Linked DNA regions of Homo sapiens: region 1 is linked to region 2. The links are chromatin loops, found by intact Hi-C in ENCODE. Cell type or tissue: MCF 10A. All regions are shown on one strand.

Evidence for each region. A loop is a pair of places that touch in the nucleus more often than their neighbours do. Peaks named below come from ENCODE experiments on the same cell type or tissue, not always from the same donor. Only the 100,000 strongest peaks of a DNase experiment are listed, where the experiment ranks them.
Region 1: it touches region 2 in a loop (18-fold over the local background); 10 of 110 quality-filtered maps call a loop at or near these places.

What each region holds. Positions count from the first base shown.
Region 1 is chr12:111,268,754-111,276,753 of GRCh38, reverse strand. All of the region lies in intron 4 of CUX2 (cut like homeobox 2), which reads right to left. Among named protein-coding and RNA genes, the nearest start is that of MIR6760, 31 kb to the left of the region's middle. In MCF 10A, CTCF peaks have their summits at 1,724 and 7,821 (motif pointing left); no DNase peak of the experiment used is centred here.
Region 2 is chr12:111,021,135-111,029,134 of GRCh38, reverse strand. It overlaps LOC105369981 (a long non-coding RNA gene), which reads left to right and starts at 3,437. Exons shown (of 3, transcript XR_945338.2): 1 at 3,437-3,590. In MCF 10A, a CTCF peak has its summit at 4,791 (motif pointing left); a DNase peak (open chromatin) is centred at 4,754.

The DNA.
Region 1 (8,000 bases), 250 kb before region 2:
ATCGCCTGAACCCAGGAGGTTGCAGTGAGCCGAGATGGTGCCACTGCACTCCAGCCTGGGCAACAGAGTGAGGCTCCGTCTCAAAACAAAACAAAACAAAACAAAACAAACAAACAAACAAACAAAAAGGAAACAACTACGTGAGCTATCACTATCACCCCCCTTTTCCAGATGAGAACACTGAGGCCTAGCCGAGGGAACCCACTTGCTCAAGGTCACTAGGCAAGAAAAAGTCAGAGGTGGATTTGAACCCAGGCCTTTCCACCAAGCCAATGCGACCCAAATGCCAGACTCTGGTGTATTCCCTTTATAACTTCTGCTGTGTCCATATGCCTCCGAAAGATGATTAACTTGACATCTGCCCTATGTGACTCACTTTTTATTTATTTTTATTTTGAGACAGCATTTTCACACTGTCATCCAGGCTGGAGTACAGTGGTGCAATCCTGGCAGCTCACTGCAGCCTCGACCCCTTGGGCTCATGTGATCCTCCCACCTCAGCCTCCCCAAGTAGCTAGGACTACAGGCACGCGTCACCATGCCCAGCTATTTTTAAAATTTTTTGTAGAGACAGAGTCTTGCTGTGTTGCCCAGGCTGGTCTCAAACTCCTGGACTCAAGCAATCCTCCCGCCTCAGCCTTCCAAAGTGCTTTGATTACAGGCATGAGCTAGTGTGCCCGGGCTGACTCACTTTTTAAAAATATATATATTTTAAAGTAATGTTTTATCTCACTTTCATAAATAGAAAATCGGGATCTTGTATCATAAGTAGAAGGTGCTTCAACCATAAAAATAAAGGCAAGGAGAAAAACAAAACAAAACAGAAAATGGATGTTACTGAATCTGAATTTTCGTTAGACCCTGTGGCCTGCCCAAGACCTTGAGCCTGGGCCGCCTCTCCTGAGGTTCAAAGGGGAGAGCTGGTGGCGTGGAGGTGTTGAAGATGCTCCAGTACCTGGCTGAGGCTTTACTCAGAGGGGAGCAGAAAGGTGGCACCCGCACATCCTGCAATGTGTTCAAAGTTTCAGTCTTGGGTCCGGGTACACCCAGGCTGTCTCCAGTATCATGTGGACTCCGCACTTGGGGAAATACTAGGTGCTGCCAAGCCCCCGACCTCTAAAATCATGCCCCCACTCCAGCATCTGGCAAGCCTGGTATCCTAGTGTCAGGAGAAGTGACAGGGCATCCGTGCAGCTCCTTGCCTGGAGCCAGCGATGCAGGTTTCTGTTGGGCTCAGCACTTCTCCCGGAAGCCTTCCAGCCGACACATGCGGCTGCCCAGAGCTGCCAGCCCCACGCAGGGGTGTGAGCGGGACTTCATTTCCCTACTCACTCCCACAATACACAGATGGTCAATAGACAGACCAGGGCAGTGGCCACGATGATCAAACAGCCTCAGATCCAACCTGGATGTACAGACCCCAAATCTAAAGTGTTTAAATACAACAGACCCTTCTGATGAGCTGATGAGTGGCAGACTTGGATCCACTATGAGCCATCAGAGATGGCAGGTCCTGATGGGCGTGCAGGGATGGGGGACACCGTGGGGAAGTGTACCCGCCTTTGTCCGACACACATCAACCTGCTCTGGGGCACAAACTACTTAGTAAAATGGCTAATTCATTTGGTTACATGGGATCCAAACCCATAGAGAACACAGTCAAAGGACTGATAATATCTGAAGACCACACCAGGCTTTCTAAAGGCACTGTCAGGGAGGTGGGTACAACTTCGCCTATTCCATCTTTCACCACTAGCTGATGCTATTGGTGGTTTTTTTTTGTTTTTTTGTTTTTTTTTTTTGAATCATGGAGGGGGTTGGGGAATCTAGAGCTGTCTCTATCCTCCCACTATGTCCATCTGAAGGAAAGTGGCATTTGGAGCTTTTTTAGGAAACACAGAGCCGGAAAGGCTGTCCGAGAGGCTGTTTAGAAACACATTTATGCAGAAGTATGCGTGCACCCCTCCAAAATATCTTCGAGACAGAAGCCTTCTCCCATCTGGGCCCAGGCTCCGGGCGCCTGCGGGGGTGGGAGGCTCAGGCTATTGATGGTGGCAGCGAGACTAACTTTGATCCTTTAATCTAAACTTTTCAATAGCAGATGGGGTGCCAAGCCTTTATATGCAGCTGTGAGCCATGTGTCTACCCACTCCTTTCTTGGGGCAGTTGGCAGTGGGGCTGGCGGGGGGTTCCTCCTGGCTTGGACAGGGACAGAGGGCTGGGAATGAGGGTCTTCTTTCTTGGCACTGGGTGCTGATGGTAATAATAATACCACCACCACCAGCACCAACAGCAGCAGCCACTGTTTACTGAGCATTTACTATGTGCCAGACACCCAGCTAAGGACTTTACAGTCCTCACCTTACTCAGCCCTCCCAGTGGCACTGGGAGGTAAGTCTGCTTTCCAAAGGAGGAAACAGCTGCTCAGAGAGGTTGGCTGAGCCAGTTACTCAAGGCCACCCAGCCAGGGAATAGCACAGCCAGGACTCAAACCCACATGCCTTACAATAAAAATAAAGTTCTTCACCAGGCGCGGTAGCTCATGCCTGTAATCTCAGCACTTTGGGAGGCCGAGGTGGGTAGATCATCTGAGGTCAGCAGTTCAAGGCCAGCCTGGCCTATGGTGAAATCCCGTCTCTACTAAAAATATAAAAAACAAAAAACACCCAACAAAAAAACCCCCAAAAACAACAACAAAAAATCAAGTTCTTATATACTGAGCTGTACAGAAAGTTCCAGGAGGGCAGGGGTGGTGTCTGTTTTGCTCAACATTGTGCCCCTGTTGCTGACAGAGTGCCTGGCAAACAGTAGGCACTCAATATTTACTGAATGAATTGCATGGGGCAATGACTGCTGGGCACCATGTTTAGTGTTCTCTGTTGCTCACTGAACCCATCCAATGGCCCTTATAATGAGGGGAGGTCATTATCCACATTTTACATTGGGGAAACTGAGGCTCGGAGAAGTCAAGTGTGATGTGGGAAGCAAAATGGCAGCACAGGATTGGCCTGGCTCTGCAGGGAGGTTCTTCAACCTGGAGTCTTGCTCCTTTCTTCCTCCACTTGCCAGGTTGGGAGCTGTGTGACTGTCTCCCCAGAATGAAAGTTCCACTTGTTCTTCCTCGAGCACACATCTGCATTTCAGCAAAGGCTTCATCCTTCCAGCCTGGAACTTTTCAATCTACTGGCAGCAAAGACCCTTTAACTGTTTTTCACTCTTTTTAGAGCTCAAATCTCCAGTGGTTTTGTCCAAGCTCCTTGGATTTTTAAATTCCTCTTGCAACTGGGGTAGTGGGTAGGAGCTGGGTCGGGGCGGGTCTAGATTCAGGCTCCGTCACTTCTCTGCTGTGTGACCTTGGGCAAGTGGCTTGAATTATCTGAGCCTGTACTTCTTCAGCTTCCCAGTGAGGAAGGATGATGGAACCTACCTCCCAGGGTATGGGTGTGTGTGGAATCAGTGAATTTGTATCTGTAAGGGCCGAACACACTGCCTGACACACAGAAAGTACCCCAGAAATGACCTCCACATGGTGGCACTTCAACCTTTAAAACCAGGTCCAAAGGCCTCCCTCTCTGAGGCCTCTGCCAGCCATCCTTCCTTGAAGCCTGCTTTCTGTTGTGTATTCTGGTTGTCTGTCTTTGGGTCATGTTGTCCTTGCTGAACCCGAGAGTCTCCAAGGGCAGGCCTGGACTTGAGCTTGAGTTCCCACAGGGCTAGGCACATAGCAAGCACTCAGAGCATAAGCTAATGAGACGCCACGGCTCGAATGCCTGTCCTCCCTTCTGAAAGGGACTGGCCTTTACTGAACACCTCCCAGGCAGCAGCACCCGGCTGGATGCTTTCATTCAGTCCGCTCTCCAACCCTGAGCTGCTGGGAGGAGCAAAGTTTAGCCAGGGGGTCATGGGGAAAGGGTGCTCCTGGCTGAGGAAACGGCATGGGCAGAGGTGTGGCAGGAAATGGTGCGACACTGCCTTCTAAAGTTAGCTGTCACCTGGGTGTGGTGGCTCACATCTGTAATCCCAACACTTTGGGAGGCCGAGGCAGGTGGATCACCTGAAGTCGGGAGTTCGATACCAGCCTGACCAACATGGTGAAACCTTGTCTCTACTAAAAATACAAAATTAGCTGGGTGTAGTGGCATGTGCCTGTAATCCCAGCTACTCGGGAGGCTGAGGCATGAGAATTGCTTGAACCCTAGAGGCGGAGGTTGCAGTGAGCTGAGATTGCACCACTGCACTCCAGCCTGTGTGACAGAGTGAGACTACATCTCAGAAAATAATAATAATAATAATAAAGTTAACTGTCATCTTCAGGAAAATTGACATTGTTAAGTTTTTCCTTTTTTAACGGGTGAAATACTGTTTTATGCTAACCTTCAGTGTTCCACTGACCATTATGGGACTAACTGAGCAGAAGCGTGGGCATGGAGGAGGGAGAGGAGGAGGGAAGGAGGGAAGGTTAGCACAGACAACACTTTCTAATCGTAGAAAATCTCTATTTCCTGTAGCTGTGCAGGTGGCTTATCCACTAGATGGCACTGAAACGAGTTATTTGGGACAAAAACAAAGCTAAATGCTTCACCTCCCCTGCTACTTCTATCAATATCTATTATATTTCAGCTGGTTCAAATGTAAATGTTTAAAAATTAAGATCACAAAAGTACTAAAAAAACTCCTTATACCCTTGAGGCGAGAAAGATTTTTAAAAACAGGACCGGATATTCAGAAGCTACAAAGCAAAGATTTGCTAAGATTTCTTGCTTTCTGCAAATATTTTTTTGAATACCTGCTACATACAATAGACAAGAGACATTACACACTAAGTTGAGAAACAAAAGGCAAACCAGGGGAGAATATATGAAACATGTATACCTGGACAAAGGTTAATATCCCCCATATACAAAGAGTGTCTACAAATCAATAAGAAAATAATCTACTCTCTGGTAGAAAAAATCCACTCTCTGGGCTAAGGAGACATAAACCAGAGATTTCTAAAAGTATAAATATGAATGCTTTATAACATATGAAAAGATATTTAGTGAACTAGTAAGTAAAGGACTGCAATATAAAATCAGCAAGGAGAAAAACATTCTTATTCTGGTCACTGATCCTGGGGTTTGTGGTCAATACAAGGCTACAATGTACTTTTCCTTCCCAAATTTTCTTCTTGGTACAGCACAGTACCAATAGGGGATGTGTTCCCAAGCACCTTAACTGTCCAGAGTTGGAGAGGGGTTAGGTAAATTACAATACAGCTATACAAGGGATTGTTAGGCTTGTACAATGAATCAAAGTTACTTGGGATCTGTAATCACACAGGGAAATATGAGTGCTTCATGTCAGATAAAGGAAACAATTCAAAACGGTACATGTAGAATCAGCAACTGTTTTGAAAAAGTACACAGGGAAAAATCACGGAAAAGAAAAACAACAAAATGCTTTTCTAGCTGGTCGTTTTCCCTCTTTCTGTTTCTCTCTATTTTCTGAAGTTGACAGCATGCATATGCTACTTTTATAATCGAGGAGACAAATTTAAAAATTTTAAACGTTGTAGAGCATTTTCCTATTCTATAGGCTCAGGAACCCTGTTGCCTGCACCACTGCTTATCCAATGTCCCTGACAACAGACCGAACCTCGTAGAATCAATAGCAGACGCTTGTCACTCCTATAACTGTTATACCCTGATGTCAATGGGCTGCTGATTACTCAGCCCTGCGGAATGCTTTCATGTACAGCGTAGCGAATCCTCACGTCCACCCCTGAGTAGGTTCTATTACTATCCCTCTTCTAAAGACACAGAAACCAGAGCTCAGAGAGGTTAAAGCCCCTGGCCAAGGTCACACAGCACAAAACACCAAACTGAGAGTTCCACCCAGGTGTGTCAACCTCTATAGCCTGGGCACTGAGCACCTTCCTGATCAGCCTCCCCCCCAAGAGAAGGAGCAAGGTGAGAAATGTCTGCCAGGAATTGCAAATCTGCATCAGATTTGTAAAAACCAAAGCACAGTAGAAAACAACATTTTGGGGCACTCACCTGTCTCTTATCTCCTCAGCAATGTTCATCTGCCTGCCCTCTCATTTCCTCGTTCCTTGTTTTTTTTTTTTTTTTCCTTTTAACTAATCACTCAGTTAACAAGTTAGCCTTCTGAAGCTTGGGTCCGTACCTAGTGACTCTACGAGTGCGATAAAGGAATCAGCCATCACCAATACAGAAGTCAGAGAGGTTTAAATCACATCATCACCCACAACAATGACATTAATTATGCTTTTAACACGTTTTACTGCTTTTTTTTTCTCACTTCACGCCACATCTGTGTGAACAATATCCAAAAGATTTACGGTTTTCTTTCGTAATTACAGACATCCAGGCTGCACACTTATCAAAATACTTGCTGAGCCATCAGGCTCTGTCGTATTCTCTGCCAAAGATCTGTGTTGGCAGCAGTCACTCAAAACAAAAATGTTGAATCAGGACTTGTGTGGCTTCGGGTGGCGGGGAGGAGTATTTCGACAAATAATTTGCCTGTCAAGAAATATAAAAACAGGAGTGTGCGCGTCCCAGCGAATTTTCCAGGAGTGTTATTTTTATGGAGGGGGTTGGAGCTGGGGGGCCGGCAGTGAGCGGGGAAGCTGGAAGCGCCCAACACACATTTGACATTTGGTTCTTGTGTCTGAGGATAAAATTTAATGAGAACAAAAATATGTCTTCCTAATTCCCCTAAGAAATCATTAAAACATTTTGTTATGCTTAAATGTCTCGAAAATGAATTAGAGGCCCTAAAGGGGCTGTTCGTATGGTACGTCTCCATCAGTTAAGGCTCCTTGTTCTCTAAGTCGGTGACAGCTGGGGACAGCTCTCCCGCCCCTGCATTTCTGGGGAGGAGAGTTGGGAAATCAGACTCCTGGAGTCAGCACTGGGCTTGGAATGACCTTCCTGCTCCCGGGCTTTGGGGAAAGAGGAGAGAGGGTATATGGACCTTCCAGAAGGTTCCACAGCAATCTTGGGACCTTGAGTGGCCCCTGGCCTGTGACTGTTTTAACAGTCTTCTCTCCAGAAAGATGAGGGTCCCATAAGAACACCCCCCAAAATGAGGGCTCGTTTCCAAGTGGGGGGCCGTAAGACCCTTCTGTTTCCCTTTGTCTTCCTGCCTGTCTGTACCCCCAAGCACTAGACATGCTGGTGTCCCCCTGTGACTGTGATGACAGGCTATGTGACCGATGATCTGGTCACTTCTGCCACTCAAAGGTAAGCTTCTGAGGGCTGGGCCCATGTCTGTGTTTGTAGGGTCACAGCTGTGTTCCCAGTGTCCAGCAAGTGCCGGGCACACAGTAGGCACTCAATAAATGCTATCTGAGTAAACAACACAAGATGTGCATGGAAGGGGGGTCTCACTGATGAAGTATCTTTTTGCTCCAATAACCTTTCCTCCCGTTTTTGCTGCTGAGTCTTATTTCTAATATTCAACAATTATTAGGTGCCTACTGTGTACCAGGTTCTGGGTATACGAATTTAGTATGATTTAGTCCGAGGCCTGGTGCATTTCACATCTCCTAGGAAAGCTGGACACATATATGATAAGGAGAATAGTTAACACTTAGTAAGCACCTGCTGTATACTGTGAACCTTGATGCCTCCAAATAACAGCACGAGGCAGGTTCTAATATTATTCTCAATTTATGGAAGAGGAGACTGCAGCTCAGGAAGGTGAATTAATTCCTCTGCAGTCACGCAGTAAGTGACACAAACAGGATTTGAATCTGGGTCTTTGAGCCTGAAAGCACACGCATATCTCAGCGCTGCCCCCTCGTGTTACAACTGAGGTACTACGGGGTGCCGTGGGAGAGCGCTGCCTGGGGACCCCTGGGAGGCATCTCTGGGGTCTGTACAGGGTCATCCTCCAGTGTCATTTGTCGCTGACACAGTGGGACCCAAAGGATCGAAAAGGGTGGGAAATAAGAGGGTGTCTTTTTCTAGATATCACTGATGAGAGCGGAGACA
Region 2 (8,000 bases):
CCCAGGAAGCTGACCTCTGTGGACCACATTTCCCAGGCTTCCTTGCTCTCTGGCTTTCACTTGGGTTTGGCTAGTGGGAGGCCCTGGTAGGAAATAAGAAGGCAGGAGGAGAGAAGGTTGGGGTGCTCATTCCCCAGCTCCCTCCCTACTTTGCTGCCATTTTGGCTGTGACTGGGTCCTTCTACAGACGCAGTCCTTGTCAAGCTGTCCCTCTCCTGCTCTCACTGGGTCCCAGCAACTGCTCCCTCTTCCTCCTGCTTCAGGTCCGGGATGGAAATGGCTTTCCCCTGTTGCTGGCACCTGGTGGCCTCAACATTCCTCTGCCCACACCTCTTCAGATGGTCTCCTCATTTAAAAATCCCAGCCAAGGCTGGACACGGTGGCTCACACCTGTAATCCCAGCACTTTGGAAGGCCGAGGCAGATGAATCACTGGAGGTCAGGAGTTCAAGACCAGCCTGGCCAACATGGTGAAATCCTGTGTCTACTAAAAATACAAAAATTAGCTGGACGTGGTGGCAGGTACCTGTAAGCCCAGCTACTTGGGAGTCTAAGACAGGAGAATCACTTGAACCTGGGAAGTAGAGGTTGCAGTGAGCCGAGATCTCACCACTGCAATCCAGCCTGGGTGACAGAGCAAGACTCCATCTCAAAAAAAACAAAAAACAAAAAAATCCCAGCTGAGTGTCCCTGCTGGGGCCCTGACTGACCCCTACCACGGAACGCAATTCAATTGTTAAGAAAGTGAGGGCTATTTATATATGTTGAGGCATATATTTATATGTGTCTATGATATACGGTAAAGTAAACATAAGCAGGTTATAGAACAGCATTATGGAATAATCTCTTTCCTTAAAATGTGGTGCTTTGGGAAAAGTCAACAAAACTAGATATCAAATGGTTAACAGATATTAGTTCTGGAAAATGGGCTTACAGGCCCTTATCATTTCTTTTTTGTCACTGTTGCTTTTGTTTGTTTGTTTGTTTTGAGGCAGAGTCTTGCTCTGTTGCCCAGCCTGGAGTGCAGTGGTGCAAACATAGTTCATTGCAGCCTCAACCTCTTGGGCTCAAGAGATCCTCCCACTTCAGCTCCTGAAGTAGCTGGGACTATAGGTGCACATCACCATGTCCAGCTAATTTTTTACTTTATGTAGAGATGGGGTCTCTCTGTGACTCCAGCCATGTTGCCCAGGAGGTCTCAAACTCCTGGACTCAAGTGACCCTCCCATCTCAGCCTCCCACAGTGCTGGGATTACAGCCATGAGCCACCATGCCTGGATAATTTCTACATCATCATTTTAAGCTTTTTTATGAGCACAAATTTATTTTTTCATCAGGAATCTTCATTTGGTTGTGGGAGGGGTGGGGGTCTGTTTCTTCCTGGGACCCTGACTCATACACATACCACACCCACCTGAGATGTCTATAAAAGAAGAGCTGACTGAACAGCGAGATTCCCTGTTCATGGGCTGGAAGAATTAACAGGATGATGTCATTTCTCCTCAAATTAATTCATACATTTAAGGCAATTCCAATGAAAACCTCAATAAGAGTTTTCATGAAACGTGACAAGCCCATCTCAAAAATTCTTACAAAGATGCAAGGGTCAAGAACAGCCGAGGCAAGTTTGAGGAGTAACAAGATAGGAGAATCATTCCTATAAGAGAAGAAGACTTCTTATAAAGCTGTAATAACAGAGAGCAAGTAAGACACATTGACCCAGGGGACAAAATCAAAAGCCCAGAAACAGACTCATACAAATTTAGAACCAATACATGAGTAGATGGCAGAGCTGGCATAATAAACTAGTGGGGAAAGGATAGATTTCATTTTCAGTATGATGCTGGACCAGCTGGCTACCCATATGGGAAAAATACAATTAGATCTCTACCTCACACCATACACCAAGATCAACCCCAGGTGGAGATGTCGGCACACCATGAATTTGAAGAAATTCAACTAGTTCCTTTTTTCCAACAGCACAGAACATTGGAATGGAAGGATCATATTGTGATTAATCTGACTTCACTATACTATGTTTGTCTGCCTGTCTGTCTGTCTGTTTTAAAGCATCCTAATAGCTCTGGTCATGTAATAGCCCAGGATTCTTTCCCGAACTGGATTGTGGCCAGAACAAGGACTGAATTTTCTTTGAGTACCCCCGGAATGAAATGCCACTTGACAGCTGGCAGCTTCCAGGAGGTTTAGAGACACTTGCTCACCAAAGGTCAAATGTTCTAGAGGCCCCTGCTCTGTACAGCTCTTCCTTGGGCACACAACGTGCGAGCCTCTGAGAAGCTGGCCCCAGGGCAAGCACCTGCCTTCCAGGTCTGCCTTCCTATTTTAGCAGCCCAGTGCGTAAGTGAGACAGTGACTGAAGTCCTCAGAAACAATCACTGTGGAATTCCGGGCACCCATTTGACCCTCCATCTCACCCAGATCCCATTCTTCTGGCTTGGGCAGTGGCCCATTCCTCCATCAGCATCCAGAACTGTGGGCTCCCAAAGGCAACATCAGCCTTGTCTGTACTCTGCGAAGAACTGAGCCCTCCAGCACACCCCTTCACCCACCCAAACAAAACTCCACAATCGGGGCCCCCAAAGCCTCAATGAAGACTGCAGACTATTGCTACAGGTTTTCTTAAGGGCAAGGCATGGAGGGCTTACCGCCTTCAGATCCTCTTTGCTTCTTTCTCTCCCCTAAGTCCCCGTCATTAAAGCAGCCTCTCCAGGCTCTATTTTTAATTTCTCTCCCTACAAACAGCTCATTCGTCTTCTCTCTCTCATCGCTCACTCTCCAATTCTCCAGCTCCTTCTCCTCTTCTCCCTCTTCCTTTGTTCTTCTTCCTCCTTGGGCTCACATTTCTCCTCCCTCTTCTTCAAATCGGAGGTTCTCACATTTAGTCTCATCAGCAAAACATGGGCCTGGAGCCAAGCAAAAAAAGAAAGAAAGAATTCTTTTATTCCTTTGGTAAGCCAGGGATATGTGGATGCTTACATTTTCTCTGTCCCTCTCCACGATCATCATCATTGTCATCGTCATCATTGTTGTCATAATGGTGCCTACTATGCACTGAGGCCATCCCCAGCATTCTCCCCAAATCTCACATTGAGCATGCCTGTGTCCATTTTACAGATAAGTAAACTGAGGCTCAGAGAGGTGGAATAGCCCACCTGAGTTCACTCAGCAGGACGATGGCTGAGCACAATTTAGAAGCTGGTCAGGAAAACGTGCACCCTTTGGCAGCCCTGCTACAAAAGCCTGCTCTTCTCCTCCTCCCACCCTCCCTTCCTGCCCTGTTTAAGCTTCTGCTGCCAGTGCTCAGGGCAGGAGAGAAGCAGGGATAAAGATGCCATTCAGACAAATTGGAGCCAACGGGGGCAGGTGTTGGGGGGGGCACAAGTGGGAGGGGAGAAGGAACATGTCTGCTGCCCTGGCAGCCAGTCCCTGCCTTTCCACTCCCTCAATCCCCTTGGAACTTCTGGATTCTCAGCTCTTGGCTTCCGCAAACCAAAAACTGATCCACTTGGCCTCATGGGGCTGGGCTCGCTCTCCCCGTCATCTAATTTCCTTCCCTGACAGCATTTGGAGGTAAGCGTGGCTGTTTCCTCCCTTTAATAGCTGAGGAAATGGGGGATCAGAGAGGGTGAGTGACTTGTCCGAGGTCACCCAGCCTGTGAGCAACAAAGGCAGGGGTCAAAGCCTGTTCTCTTTGATGCCAAGGCTCCAGTTCTTGACTTTTAATGCCACCCCTTCCCTTTCTCGACTACCTCTAACTCCTTCGTGGGACCTTACATTTACTGCACAGCTGGTGAGGGGCTGAGTCAGGCCTGGAAGTCAGAGCCAATCCCCTCTTGCGGCCACAGATTCGGGCCACATTCCCCAGAGCTCTGAGCATCCAGGAGGAAGGTTCAAAGCTCTTCTCTGAAGGGTGAGTCTCCATCCCTCACACTGCAGAAACCTCTGAGTACTAAAGAATTCAGCATCTGGGGGAGCAAAATCCCCCCATTCAGTCACTCCCTAACCCAGGAAGCACATCCAGCCCCTCTTGCCACGCTGCCTGACCCAGGAAACACATCCAGCCCCTCTTGCCACACTCCTTGACCCACGAAGCACAACCAGCCCCGCTGCCACACTCCCTGACCCGGGAAGCACATCCAGCCCCTTGTGCCATGACTCTTCTTGCTCCAAGTCCTTGGCATCCATCAGGGTCTCTGGCAAATGTACCAGGCATTGGGGACCTCAAGAGGTCATTGGTTCCATCCCCTTGCCTCCATTTTTGGAGCCTAAGAAAGAGACTCTAAAATGAACCTCAGCACCCAAGGTCAGGGTCTAATCTGCCACCCATGTGCCCACACCCTTTTCTGCACACACTCACATATGTACATATTTGCACATATGTGCACACACAGATGCACAGATAGACATCTGCACATGCTCCTGTCTACACTTGCTCACACCTGCACTCACCTATTCTGCACTGCTCACATGTATTCATGTTTGCACATAAATGAACACACACATGCACACACACCTGCATGTCCCATGCACATCTTTTCATGCACATTTGCACACGAGCCAGAAACAGGTTTTCTGAGACATGGCTGTGTGCTCACACACACGTTTGCACAGCTTGCGTGTGCACACGAGTGAGTATCCTGCCAAGATACAGGCAGGAGGGTATGTCCAGTTGTACCTTCCCTTCCCTGGGTGGGGCAGCCTGGCCTCTCCTGGGGCTTCCCGGAGCCTGGCCTTTGGCAAAAGCCCCACCTGGTGGACACTCGGTGTATACGCCAAGCCTGGGCGCCCTTGGGACCTGAATGAGGGCTCTGGGCAGCCCCCAACCTGACTGGTGATAACTGAGGGAGCCCAAAGCTAGACTTGGGGGCACCCCTACCCACTTAAAGCTTCCTTCTCTCCTCCTATCTTTTCCTTTCCCCAAGCAGCAATTTCCTTGCCCAAGACAAAAAAGAGGATCAGATCCAGAGGCAGGGGTTTGAGTCGCTGCTCTGTCACTCGCTGGCTTCTCCCAGGCCCCATCCACCGAGCTGTAAAATGGGTGTAAAGTTCTCAAACAGATATTCAGAGGAAGGAGATAACACCAGAACGCAAAGCAATTGCTATGTATCTCAGGACAGAGCCTAGGACGAGTCTGAAGTCAGACCCAAGCCCAAATGAGGATGCAAACCCCAGCTGTGCCTCTTCCTTGGTGTGTGACCCTGGGTGAGTCACTCCACCTGCCTGAACCTGTTTCTTCAGCTGTAAAGTGGGTCAAAACCCCCAAAAGGGTGGTTGGAAGAAACCATCAACATCGTGGAAGCGAAGTCTGTTTCCCTCCTCCTTCCTCCCAAACCAAACACAAGAATGCTTAGGGACTGCAAGAAGCAGGTCTGGAATCACAGCAACCAGGTTTGAACTCTGATTTGAATCCTACCTCTGCCACTTTGTAGTTGTGACCTTGGGCAAGTTGCTTTACCTCTCTCCAACTCCTGGCCTCAAGCCATCCTCCCCGCTGAGCCTTTCAAAGTGCTGGATTCAGGCATGAGCCACTCCACCTGGCCATCACTCCACCTTTATGAACCTCAGTTTCCCAGTCTGGTTAATGGGGACCTCCTAGTGTTGTGACAATAAGACAATGCATGCGAAGAGCCTGGCAACCACAGGTGCCCCCTGAATGCAGGCTGCATGATCAGCATCGATGTTTGGGGGAAATGAGTGATACTTGGAGGCCTGGGTGGAGCTGACCCTTAGGAGCCCAATATAATACTTACATCATTCAAATCAATTATAATTAATCACTATGTGCTAGGCACTGATCTAAGCACCAAGAATTAATTCATATAACTTCATAACGACCCCACAGGTAGGCACTTTTATTACTATTTTTGAGACAGGTCTCACTCTGTTGCCTAGGCTAGAGTGCACTGGTACAATCACAGCTCACTGCAGCCTCGAACTCCTGGGCTCAAGCGATCCTCCCGTCTCAGCCTCCTGAGCAGCCAAGACTATAGGTATGTGTGCCACCATATCCAGCTAATTTTTTTTTTTTTAAGAGATGGAGTCTCACTATGTTGCCCAGGCTGGTCTCAAACTCCCTGGCTCAAGCGATCCTCCCACCTGGGCCTCTCAAAGTGCTAGGATTACACGTAGGAGCTACCACACCCAGCCAGCACTTTTATTATTATCCCCATTTTACAGATGAGGACACTGAAGGCACAGAGGGGAAGTAACTTGTCCAGGGTCATGGAGCTAGACAGTGAATTAAAATCCAGACAGGCTAACTCCAGAGCCCTCTGGATTTCTCCCTTTTCCTACTCCCACCGAGCTGTCATAACTGCTTGGACCTCCCAGCCTCCCCCAGGTCTAGAAGCTTCTCTAGGAGCTGAAGTCTGTTTTAGAGGGCAAGTCCTCCACCACAAGAAGCCCCAGCAGGCCTACACTTCCTTCCAATCTCCAGGGGCCACATGGCCACATAAGCATCATGTGTCTCCTGGGGACTATGGAATTAAGATAATCTCAGGGAAGTAATAAACATGATGGAAATGATGCTCATGAAAGAGCATCTGCTAATCCTGGGAGCCCGTGTCAGAAAACTTGCATCTGCTAGATGTTGCTAAGTAGTGTGAAGGTTGGGGGAAACCTGGCTGGTGGGGCCTCGCCCCACTGCTGAAGCAACGCCATGGGGCAGAGGGACAGATGGCGGCCCAGACAAGAAGCTATTAGAAAAGAGAGATTCTGCAAGGGAAAGTGTGCACCCCACACTTTAGTTAAAAGTCAATGGAAAATGACTGCCCGATGATGCCAGCAATAGAGGGGTCAACTTTCAATGTGGCAGGGGGTGGTGCAGGAGCTACTGGCTTTGAATCCTGATTCTGCGACTACCTGGCTGCGTCTAAGTCCGGTTGCTTAACCTCTCTGGACATCAGCTTAATTTGGACGCGGTGGCTCATGTCTGTAATCCCAGCACTTTGGGAGGCCAAGGTGGGTGGATCACTTGAGGTCAGGAGTTGGAGACCAGCCTGACCAACATGGCGAAACCCCATCTCTACCAAAAATATAAAAAATTAGCCGGGCATGATGGTGGGCGCTTGTAATCCCAGCTACTCAGGAGGCTGAAGCAGGAGAATCGCTTGAACTTGGGAGATGGAGGTTGCAGTGAGCCGAGATTGTGCCACTGCACTCCAGCCTGGGTGACAGAGTGAGACCTTGTTCAAGGAAAAAAAAAAAAGAAAGAAAATGAGAATAATAATACCTGCCTGTGGTAGATGGTGTCACTGGCACCAGTTCTTCCCCTTCCCTCTCTGTGTGCCCAATGCCAGATGACTTCGAATGACCTTCCCACTGTGGGTGAGGGTGATTTTCCTGCCTCTTGATCTTGAACTTGGCAATGTGAGCTGCTTTGGCACACAGAACGAGGCAGAAGTGTTGGTCTGCTGGTTCTGAGCCCACGTCTCAAGAAATGTTGTGTGCTTCATTTGTTTTTTGGGCCATGGCCTTTGCCATGGAAAGAACATTTTTGGGCTAGCCCACTGGTCCCAGGAGAAGGCTGCAAGACCTAAGGGTAGGGAGGAGGCAGGGTTTCTGAATGGCAGGTTGGGGGAAGCCTCTGGCACCCAGAAACACCTGCTGAGGACTGGTCCGTGGCTAAGAAACCAACATCTCACGCACTGAGTCTCTATGCTGTGGGTCCTACTTGTAACTGCAGCAGATGGATCTATAGCCATCCCCCTGGAAGCTGGACCCAGCACCCCTTCCTGAGCCAATCCTGTGGCTTTGCCAACCTGGATGAACCCCTGAGGTCACACAGCCTGGGCACCATGGGACTTTGTGCTTTCAGCTGCTGTAGCCCCCTGACCTAAGACTATGGGCTCCTTGCAATTAGCTGTGGGTTCCCATTGAGTCCACCCTTAGGCCATCCAACTGCCTTGAGGGGACCCACTCTGGCCCAGGAATGAGGTTCCCTGGTGCTCCTGCCAGTCTTCCTGGTGGCCTGCGCCACTT